2 separate regions of the Homo sapiens genome follow, and region 2 is linked to region 1. A link is a contact called in ENCODE Hi-C or POLR2A ChIA-PET data. All regions are on one chromosome and are shown on one strand. Each heading gives the region's core, a stretch centred on a gene start or an enhancer-like site at or near the end of the contact. The rest is flanking DNA. Distances are from core to core; before and after follow the strand shown. Region 1 overlaps CNTROB (centrobin, centriole duplication and spindle assembly protein). Region 2 holds the start of AURKB (aurora kinase B).

Evidence for each region. Hi-C counts contacts between places; a loop is a spot of excess contacts on that map. ChIA-PET counts read pairs that join two places held with the same protein, here RNA polymerase II (POLR2A). Pooled maps may share reads with other maps.
Region 2: a pooled map shows a loop between it and region 1 (3-fold over the local background). The contact joins the promoter of AURKB here to the enhancer-like site in region 1. A Hi-C loop is called at or near these places in 1 of 50 pooled maps. POLR2A ChIA-PET finds 5 or more read pairs at or near these places in 2 of 52 experiments (HEK293 and activated CD4-positive, alpha-beta T cell).

What each region holds. Positions count from the first base shown.
Region 1 is chr17:7,949,367-7,953,625 of GRCh38, forward strand. It overlaps CNTROB (centrobin, centriole duplication and spindle assembly protein), which reads left to right. Exons shown (of 19, transcript NM_053051.5): 19 at 19-554. The coding sequence ends at 144. Among named protein-coding and RNA genes, the nearest start is that of CNTROB, 19 kb to the left of the region's middle. Within about 2 kb of position 2,230, at least 5 of the 41 ENCODE cell types and tissues checked have a DNase peak (open chromatin) inside an H3K27ac peak, as active enhancers do.
Region 2 is chr17:8,208,715-8,213,154 of GRCh38, forward strand. It overlaps AURKB (aurora kinase B), which reads right to left and starts at 1,861. Exons shown (of 9, transcript NM_004217.4): 1 at 1,816-1,861; 2 at 1,463-1,535. The coding sequence starts at 1,510. RefSeq lists enhancers at 1,093-1,752, 1,314-1,363.

The DNA.
Region 1 (4,259 bases), core at 980-3,479:
TCTTCCCTCAACTCTCAGATTCCCTCCCAGGCTGTCCCTCGCCGCCTTGCTACAGCCCCCAAGACTGAAAAACCTCCCGCACGGAAGAAAAGTGGGCACCCTGCCCCGAGTAGCATGAGGAGCCGGGGGGGAGTCTGGAGATGAGCCCCCCTACCCTCTCTCCTCTTTGTTCTCTCATTGTTGTTATTTTAATAAATGCTCATTAGTCTGTATCAGAGTCTCTGGCTCATAGGAATTTGGAAAATAGAGGTTTTGTAGGGAATCACTTCGTAAAGAAACCACATTTGGTTGAGTACTTTTTTTATATGTTACATGTTTATATGTCATTTCCTGTGGGAAAAGACATGAATGCTTTGGAAGACGGTCTATGACAAGATTTGGAAAGTTGGGGCGGCTAAGATTCAGTGGACAAAGCTAAAACCTGCAGAGCAATGAACTCTGGGTGGTAGTGGAATTATGGGTGATTCTTAGTTTTTTAATACGTTTCTGTATTTTCCAAATTTTCTAAAACAAGTATATGTTACTTTAATAATCAGAACAGACCCAAACTTTAATAAGAGTAAGTTATTGTATAAAGAGTTTGAGTTAAAATTTGGTTGTTGGGGAGAAAGTTTTCTAAGGGAAAATAATTCTTTCAGGTTGCATTTGTAGGATTCAGATTGGCAGATTCTACTCCAGCCAGCAGACATATTGTTGCTATAGTCTTCACGCTTACAGCTTTAAAACGTGTAAAAGACTAGAGTGCTGGGTCCTAATTAAACAAAAGAGTTTCTGCACAGCAAAAGAGACTGTCGACAGAGTAAACAGACAGCCTACAGAATGGGAGAAAATATTCTCAAACTATGCATTTGACAAAGGTCTAACATCCAGAATCTATTAGGAACTTAAATCAACAAACAAAAAACAAATACCTCCATTAAAAAATGGGCAGAGGACCTGAACAGACACTTCGCAAAAGAAGACATGCAAGCAGCCAACAAACATTTGAAAAAATGCTCGTTAATAATCATCAGAGAAATGCAAATCAATTTAATGCAAAACCCCACAATGAGATACCATCTCATACCTATCAGAATGACTATTATTAAAAAGTCAAAAAACAACATGCTGGCGAGGCTGCAGAGAAAAGGGAATGCTTATATAGCTGTCAGTGGGAATGTAAGTTCCGCCACTATGGAAAGCAGTTTAGAGATTTCTCATAAAACTTAAGAGTTACCATTTCACCCAGCGATCACATCACTGGATATATACCCAAAGGAAAATAGGTCATTATTCCAACAAGATACATGCATTTATATGTTCATTACCACACTGTTCTTAATAGCAAAGACATAGAATCAACCTAGATGCCCATCAGGGGTGGATTGGATAAAGAAAATGTACATATACACCATGGAATACCACACAGCCATGAAAAAGAATGAAATAATGTCCTTTGTAGCAACATGGATGGAGCTGAAGGCTATAATCTTAATTAAGCGCGTTAGTGCAGGAACAGAAAACCTCATACTACATGTTCTCCTAAGTGGGAGTAAACATTGAGCACATGTGAACATAGACTTGGGAACAACAGATACTGCAGACTCCCAGAGCAGGGAGGGAGGGAGGGAGGGGGACGCGGGTTGAAACACTACCTAATGGTACTATGCTCACTACCTAGGTGCAATATACCCACGTAACAAACCTGCACATGTATGCCCTGCATCTAAAATAAAAGTTGAAATTGAGGCTGGGTGTGGTGGCTCACACTGTAATCCCAGCACTTTGGAAGGCCGAGGCAGACAGATCACTTGAGGCCAAGAGTTCGAGACCAGCCCGGCCAACATGGTGAAACACTGTCTCTATTAAAAAATACAAAACATTAGCCGGGCATGGTAGTGGGCACCTGTAATCCCAGCTACTTGGGAGGCTGAGGAAGGAGAATCACTTGAACTTGAGAGGCAGAGGTTGCAGTAAGCCAAGATTGTGCCACTGCACTCCAGACTGGGTGACAGAGCAAGGCTCTGTCTGAAAAAAAAAAAAAAAGAGAGTTGAAATTGAAAAAAAATAGACTGCTGGCAAGAAAACTAAACCATGTTTATAAAACTTCCATTTAAATGCTCACTAAAATGGACAAAGAAAAACAATACTAGGGAAGAAAATAACGTAGACATGAAATTTAAAAAGGCCCCAAATTCATGGTACAAACACTGAAAAGCACTCAGTCAAACTGAAACTGGAAGAGGATATCCTACCTTGAGACTCACACGCAGCTCTCAGCTCTGGCACATGGTGCAGGGTAGTGGTGATGGCAGGTACAATTCTGAAAGTGGTGTTGGCAGGTAAGAGGTGGGTGTTTGAGGGACAGAGTTTACCAGATTCTGAGAAGAAGGCAGGGCCCTTCTATCTGACCCTGAGTTATACACATGATAGGATGTGGATTCATAGAGTGTTTTGTACTAATGTTTGCATTTTACTTCCACCTAAGTAACTTTCTAGCCCCCAGGGGACGGGCAAAGGAAGAAAAGGTGAAGATGAATGACCAGACATGTGGGTTGCCCTGCTCAGCTGTGTCAGAACGGCTTGATCCTCAGCCCCGCACAGGACCACTCTCTGGCATGCACCAGCGGAGAAACTGGAGGCACACTGGCGCAGGAGCAGCCCCAGGCTTGAGGGCTTTTCCAGCCCTGTCTGTTTACCCACGTATGGAAATGTTTACTTTTCTATTTTTTACCTTAAATATGTAACACTGGTTTGACCAAACTCTCAGATTCATGGCACACTATCATCATTGGTAGGTGATGGTTTGCTACGGTTTTTAATAGCTGGTAAAGTGAACACCCAGTTCATTCTCCTCATTATCTCCTGGATTCCCGCCTACCGCCATCAGTCAGTATGCCCTACATTTTTCTTGACGTGAAGCACAGCCTGGAGAATATTCCCTGAAACAGCTCTTTAAACGCAATCCAAAAAAGGCATCATGCTGACTTAACCATGTTATGAGGTGAGTAAAACAACGTTGATTTTTAAAACTGTATATATTGGCTGGGTTCGGTGGCTCATGCCTGTAATCCCAGCACTTTGGGAGGCCGAGGTGGGTGGATCACCTGAGATCAGGAGTTTGAGACCAGCCTGGCCAACTTGGCAAAACCCCATCTCTACTAAAAATACAAAAAATTAGCCAGGTGTGGTGGCACATGCCTGTAATCTAAGCTACTCGGGAGGCTGAGGCAGGAGAATCCCTTGAACCTGGGAGGTGGAGGTTGCAGTGAGCCGAGATCGCGCCACTGCACTCCAGCCTGGGCGACAGAGTGAGACTCCATCTCAAAAAATAAATAAATACAAAATAAAACTGTATATATTATATCCACATTAAAATCTGAAGACCACCAAGGAGACTGGGGAGGAAGAGAAAACCCACAGTCAAGCAGTCCCCACTTTTTCCTCCCAGGATCGTCGTGGGAATATGCTGGGGGCGGGGGAATGAAAGATTTTAAGAGTTCATAAAAACTCACTTGCAGAGAAAGTAGGTGCAGCCTTCTTGAAGCTCAGGTTTCACAGGGTGTAGATGGGGGGTTGACCTGGGACTTTGTCTCCTAAGAACTCTCAGAGCTGTTGTGGTTGGGAGTGGGGAAGGTCCTGGAAGTGGAGTTTGTTAGGGTGAAGGCTAATAACAAACCCAGTGATACACTGACTTTTAGACAAAGTTCATTTCCCTGGTTATGGTCCAGAGCAGTGGAGTCAGTCCTGCTTTATGTGGTCACTTAGAGTCTCAGATTCCTTCCATCTCATTGCTCTGCTGTCCCCTAGAGCAGTGGTCCCCAACCTTTTTGGCAGCAGGGACGGGCTTTGTGGAAGACAGTTTTTCCACAGACAGGGGTGCGGATGGTTTGGGGATGATTCAAGCACATTACATTTATTGTGCACTTTGTTTCTATCATTATTATTATTACATTGTAATTAAACAATTATACAACTCATCATAATGTAGAATCAGTGGGAGCCCTGAGCTTGTTTTCCTGCAACTAGACGGTCCCATCAGGGGATAATGGGAGACAGTGACAGATCATCAGGCATTAGATTCTCATAAGGAGCATGCAACCCAGATCCCTCGCATGCGCAGTTCACAGTAGGGTTCACGCTCCCATGAAAATCTAAGGCCGCCGCTGATCTGACAGGAGGCGGAGCTCAGGTGGTAATGCATGTGAGCAATGGGGAGTGGCTGTAAATACAGATGAAGATTTGCTCGCTTGACCGCCGCTCACCTCGTGCTTTGCAGT
Region 2 (4,440 bases), core at 611-3,110, 260 kb after region 1:
CACACTTTTCAGGCATGAAGCTGTTCAACCTGTATAAGTCCTGTCCATAACAACACAGTCATTCATCCAGCCCCTCACTTACACCACAGTAGAGAGCTGCGTCAATGAACACCCACAATTCAAGGGGTTTAGCACAGAGGTATTCTCAAAGTCTCCTAAAAAGCTTAGTTTATTAAGGCTTAGATAAGATGCTTGAGGCCTTGAATGTTATAGCAATAACCAGGATTTACACTTTTGCAAGAACAGGCTTTAAGGACACTAAGAGCTACCCTGATGGCCCTGGACCACTTCTCACTTTCAACTTCTTCATTTTTTTTTTTTTTTGAGATGGAGTCTCGCTCTATTACCCAGGCTGGAGTGCAATGGTGCCATCTCGGCTCACTGCAACCTCCACCTCCCAGGTTCAGGCAATTCTCCTGCCTCGGCCTCCTGAGTAGGTGGGATTACAGGCACATGCCTGGCTAATTTTTGTATTTTTAGTAGAGACGGGGTTTTACCATGTTGGCCAGGCTGGTCTCGAACTCCTGACCTCAGGTGATCCACCTGCCTCAGCCTCCCAGTGCTGGGATTACAGGCGTGAGCCACCTACCTGGCCTCACTTTCAACTCTCAAAATAATAGGTACATTTTCTTTTAGGAGTGACTAAGGTAAAAGTGACAATGGTTTCTCATTCAGACTCCATTCCTGACAGCCTCACTCAGTGCTCCATGAGGGAGGGAGCTGATGTACAAGGGAACAGACAGACTCTCCAGGAAGCAAGAGCTCCAAAAACAGGGAGCAAAGCCTGTGCAGGGCCCCTTCCTTCTTCTGCAGCCAAGAGAAGAAAGCCCCTAGGCCCCAAATAGTGATATTGGTACCAATCTACAAATAAGCAAGTTGAATAAAATACAGTCCAGAAATAGACCCACATATATGTGGGAATTTATATATATAATAAAGGTGGCATTTCAAATCAGAGAGGAGGCCCTTCAATGAAATCTGTCTGGACCATTGGGAAATAAGTCAATTTAGATCCATTTAGATTCTTACCTCAATTTAGTCATTAATTCCAAATTGTAATTTAGACTTGCCCTGGGCCTTTTAAACTGTAACTTTATATCCTTTTAGAGTCTATTTCTATTTGCTGTCTAGTTTTTTTTTTTTCAGGATATGGATTGGGAATCATGGCCTGAAGGCCAGGCCCTGCCTGCTCAGTCCCAGATATCATTTGTATGTGACGAGCCCTGCAGAGGTCCTCACCAGCTGGGAGTCACTGGCTGGTCAGATTCACGTTGGCAGCACCTGACAGGATGTGGCTACAAATGACCAGAGCGGGTTCTGTCGTCAAACTTGGGACCCGTACTTTGGAGCATAACGGGGAAGAAAGTGCTTAAAGGATTGCTCATTGCAGGATCTCAAGTTTCCCAGCAGGAACTCGCCATGCGGGGTCATGGGGGCGCAGGGACGGAGGGAAGGGCCTTACCGTCTGTCGGCCGTAGGGCCAGGGGTAGGAGTTCTCCTTCTGGGCCATCCTTAGAGAGAAAGGGGGAGGAGAGCTGGGCGGAGAAGGGAAACAGCCGTGAGAAGCAGAGAAAAAGAGAGAGAGAGGGAGGGGTTGGACCGATCGAGCCGGAAGCGCTAGCCCGAGCTGGTAAAAGGGAGCAGGTCAGCACACTAGCCCCAATCTGGGCGCTGGTCTCACCGCCCCCGCCCTGCTATCGTCCCTACCTCCTTCCAGCCCTGCGGCGTGCGCGCAGGCCAGCCCAACGGACCCTCTGATCTACCTGATCATCTGCCCACTCCCGGCGCAAGGCCTGCGACAGGAGGCCAGCTCACCTGGGGTCCAAGGCACTGCTACTCTCCCGGCCGCCCGCAAACAACTGAATCTGCCACGCCGCGCCCTGGCCAAGGACTTTTCAAATCTCCCGCCCCGGCCCCATTGGGCAAGCTCGTCGCCCATGCCTAGTTCCCATTGGCTCGATGTCCTGTGACGTAAGTCATGGGAACCCAATGGAAGAGGCGGAATGAGAAGGGCTCACGCTTGGCTTCCAGTTTAGGAAAGTTTCCCCAAATTCCCCCAGTGAATTATCTTGCTTTTTCTTTTCTTTTTTTTTTTCCTTTTTTGAGACAGGTCTCTCTCTGTCGCTCAGGCTGGAGTATAATGGTGCTATCTGGGCTTGCTGCAACCTCTGCCTCCCGGGTTCAAGCGATTCTCGTGCCTCAGCCACCCGAGTAGCTGGGATTACAAGCGCCCGCCACCACGCCTGGCTAATTTTTGTATTTTTATTAGAGACGGGTTTTCGCTGTGTTGGCCAATCTGGTCTCGAACTCCTGTCCTCAGGTGATCCACCCGCCTCGGCTTCCCAAAATGCTGGGATTACAGGCGTGAGCCACCGTGCCCGGCCTTCTTCTTTTTATAAAAAAAATTAAATCTTTAATGTAACTGGAGTTTATCCTTATGCATGTATGAGCTGGGGTCTAACTTCTCTGCCCGATGGAGCGCCAGTTATGTCAACACCATTTGTTAAACAAACTGCCCCAACAGAATTTAAATGCTGCCCTTGATATATAATGTTAGCATATTTACTTGTGTCTATTTCTAGACTTTGTATTCCGTTGTTTGCTCATTTGCCTGTGTGTTTATTCTTGTGTCATTACTATGTCGTTCTTAAAAGTTCTGACATTCCTGGGAGGAGTTTTTCCACCAATAGACCTTTCGTTGCAAGATCTCTGTTAGCTGCCGTGTTGTTTGGGCCCACTTTCATTTTTCCTCCTTCCTGCCACACTTCCTTCTTTTCTGCTCTTCCTAACCCTCAGATTTCATTACTGGGTTAAATAAATACATTTTTGGGCCTTCTATGAAATAACCAGTGGATATTTATTAAGTATGTACTGTCCAGCACTCTTCTCCTTTCTTCTAACACTCTATTTTTCCTTTAGGGGACCACCTGTCTCTCCAGTCTATGCAGTCGGTTTCTGTAGTAGTTTCTGTTGCTGACAACCCCAAATCCCTAGGTTGATGAAGACCTATTTAAATCTCACTTTTTTTTTTTTTTTTGAGATGAAGATTCGCTGTGTTGCCCAGGCTGGAGTGCAATGGCACAATCTCAGCTCACCACAACCTCCTCCTCCAGGGTGCAACTGATTCTCCTGTCTCAGCCTCCCGAGTACCTAGGATTATAGGTGCATGTGACCACGCCCGGCTAATTTTTGTATTTTTAGTAGAGACGGGGTTTCATCACATTGCTCAGGCTGGCCTCAGGTGATCCGCCCGCCTTGGTCTCCCAAAGTGCTTGGATTACAGGCGTGAGCCACTGCGCCCAGCTTTATTCCCACTTCTGAAAGCACTTAGAGTTTTGAGGATTTGAGAAGGAAACTGACTTCATTGCAGGTCCAGAAATGAGCCCCAATTAACTTATACTAATCAATACCTTTTATTCCAGATTATGGTTATTGGATCAGGCATAAGCCTGTGATTTAAGTGGGCCAGCTAGTGGGAATCAGTTTCTTGCTCAGAATGCTGGGCAGCTCAAGGAAACACTTAACGTTTACTGGTTTATCATAAAGTGTATTACAAATGATATAGATGAAAAGATGTATAGGGCAAGGTATGGAGGAAGAGATTTCTGGAAGTGAGCAGGGAAGCATGCAGCCCTCATTGCTGCTTCTAGTGCTACTGAAGGAAGCAGCTTGACATTGAAGCCTAACATTGCAGAAGGCAGAAGAGAGGCCTGGAAAGAACTTCAGGACTTGATGACATTGTTGAGCCTCTACATGCCTACGTTAGCACTTTTCTTACATGAACAATAGAGAAGATTATTATTCAGCTAATATCCTTTCTGAATGCATTCTAAATGCTATTTGCTGTTTAAGCATATTGTGTAGAAAAAACAAACCATGGCTAGGCTTGGCGGCTCACGCCTGTAATCCCAGCACTTTGGGAGGCTAAGGCGGCTGTATCACTTGAGCCCAGGAGTTTAAGATCAGCCTGGGCAACCTGTGAAACCCCGTCTCTACAAATAAAAAAAAAAAAAATTAGCCAGTATGGTAGTGTGTGCCTCTAGTCCAAGCTACTTGATAGGCTGAGGCAGGAGGATCAGCAGAGGCCGGAGGTCAAGGCTGTGGTGAGCCATGATTGCACCACTGCACTCCAGCCCCGACATTAGAGTGACACCCTGTCTCAATAAAAACAAAAAATGGGCAGGGCGCAGTGGCTCATGTCTGTAATCCTAGCACTTCAGGAGCCCAAGGAGGGTGGATTGCCTGAGCTCAGGAGTTCAAGACCACCCTGGGCAACATGGTGAAACCCCGTTACTACTAAAATACAAAAAATTAGCCAGTTCTGGCCAGGCGCGGTGGCTCATGCTTGTAATCCCAGCACTTTGGCAGGCTGAAGTGGGTGGATCACGAGGTCAGGAGTTCGAGACCAGCCTGGCCAACACAGTGAAACCCGTCTCTACT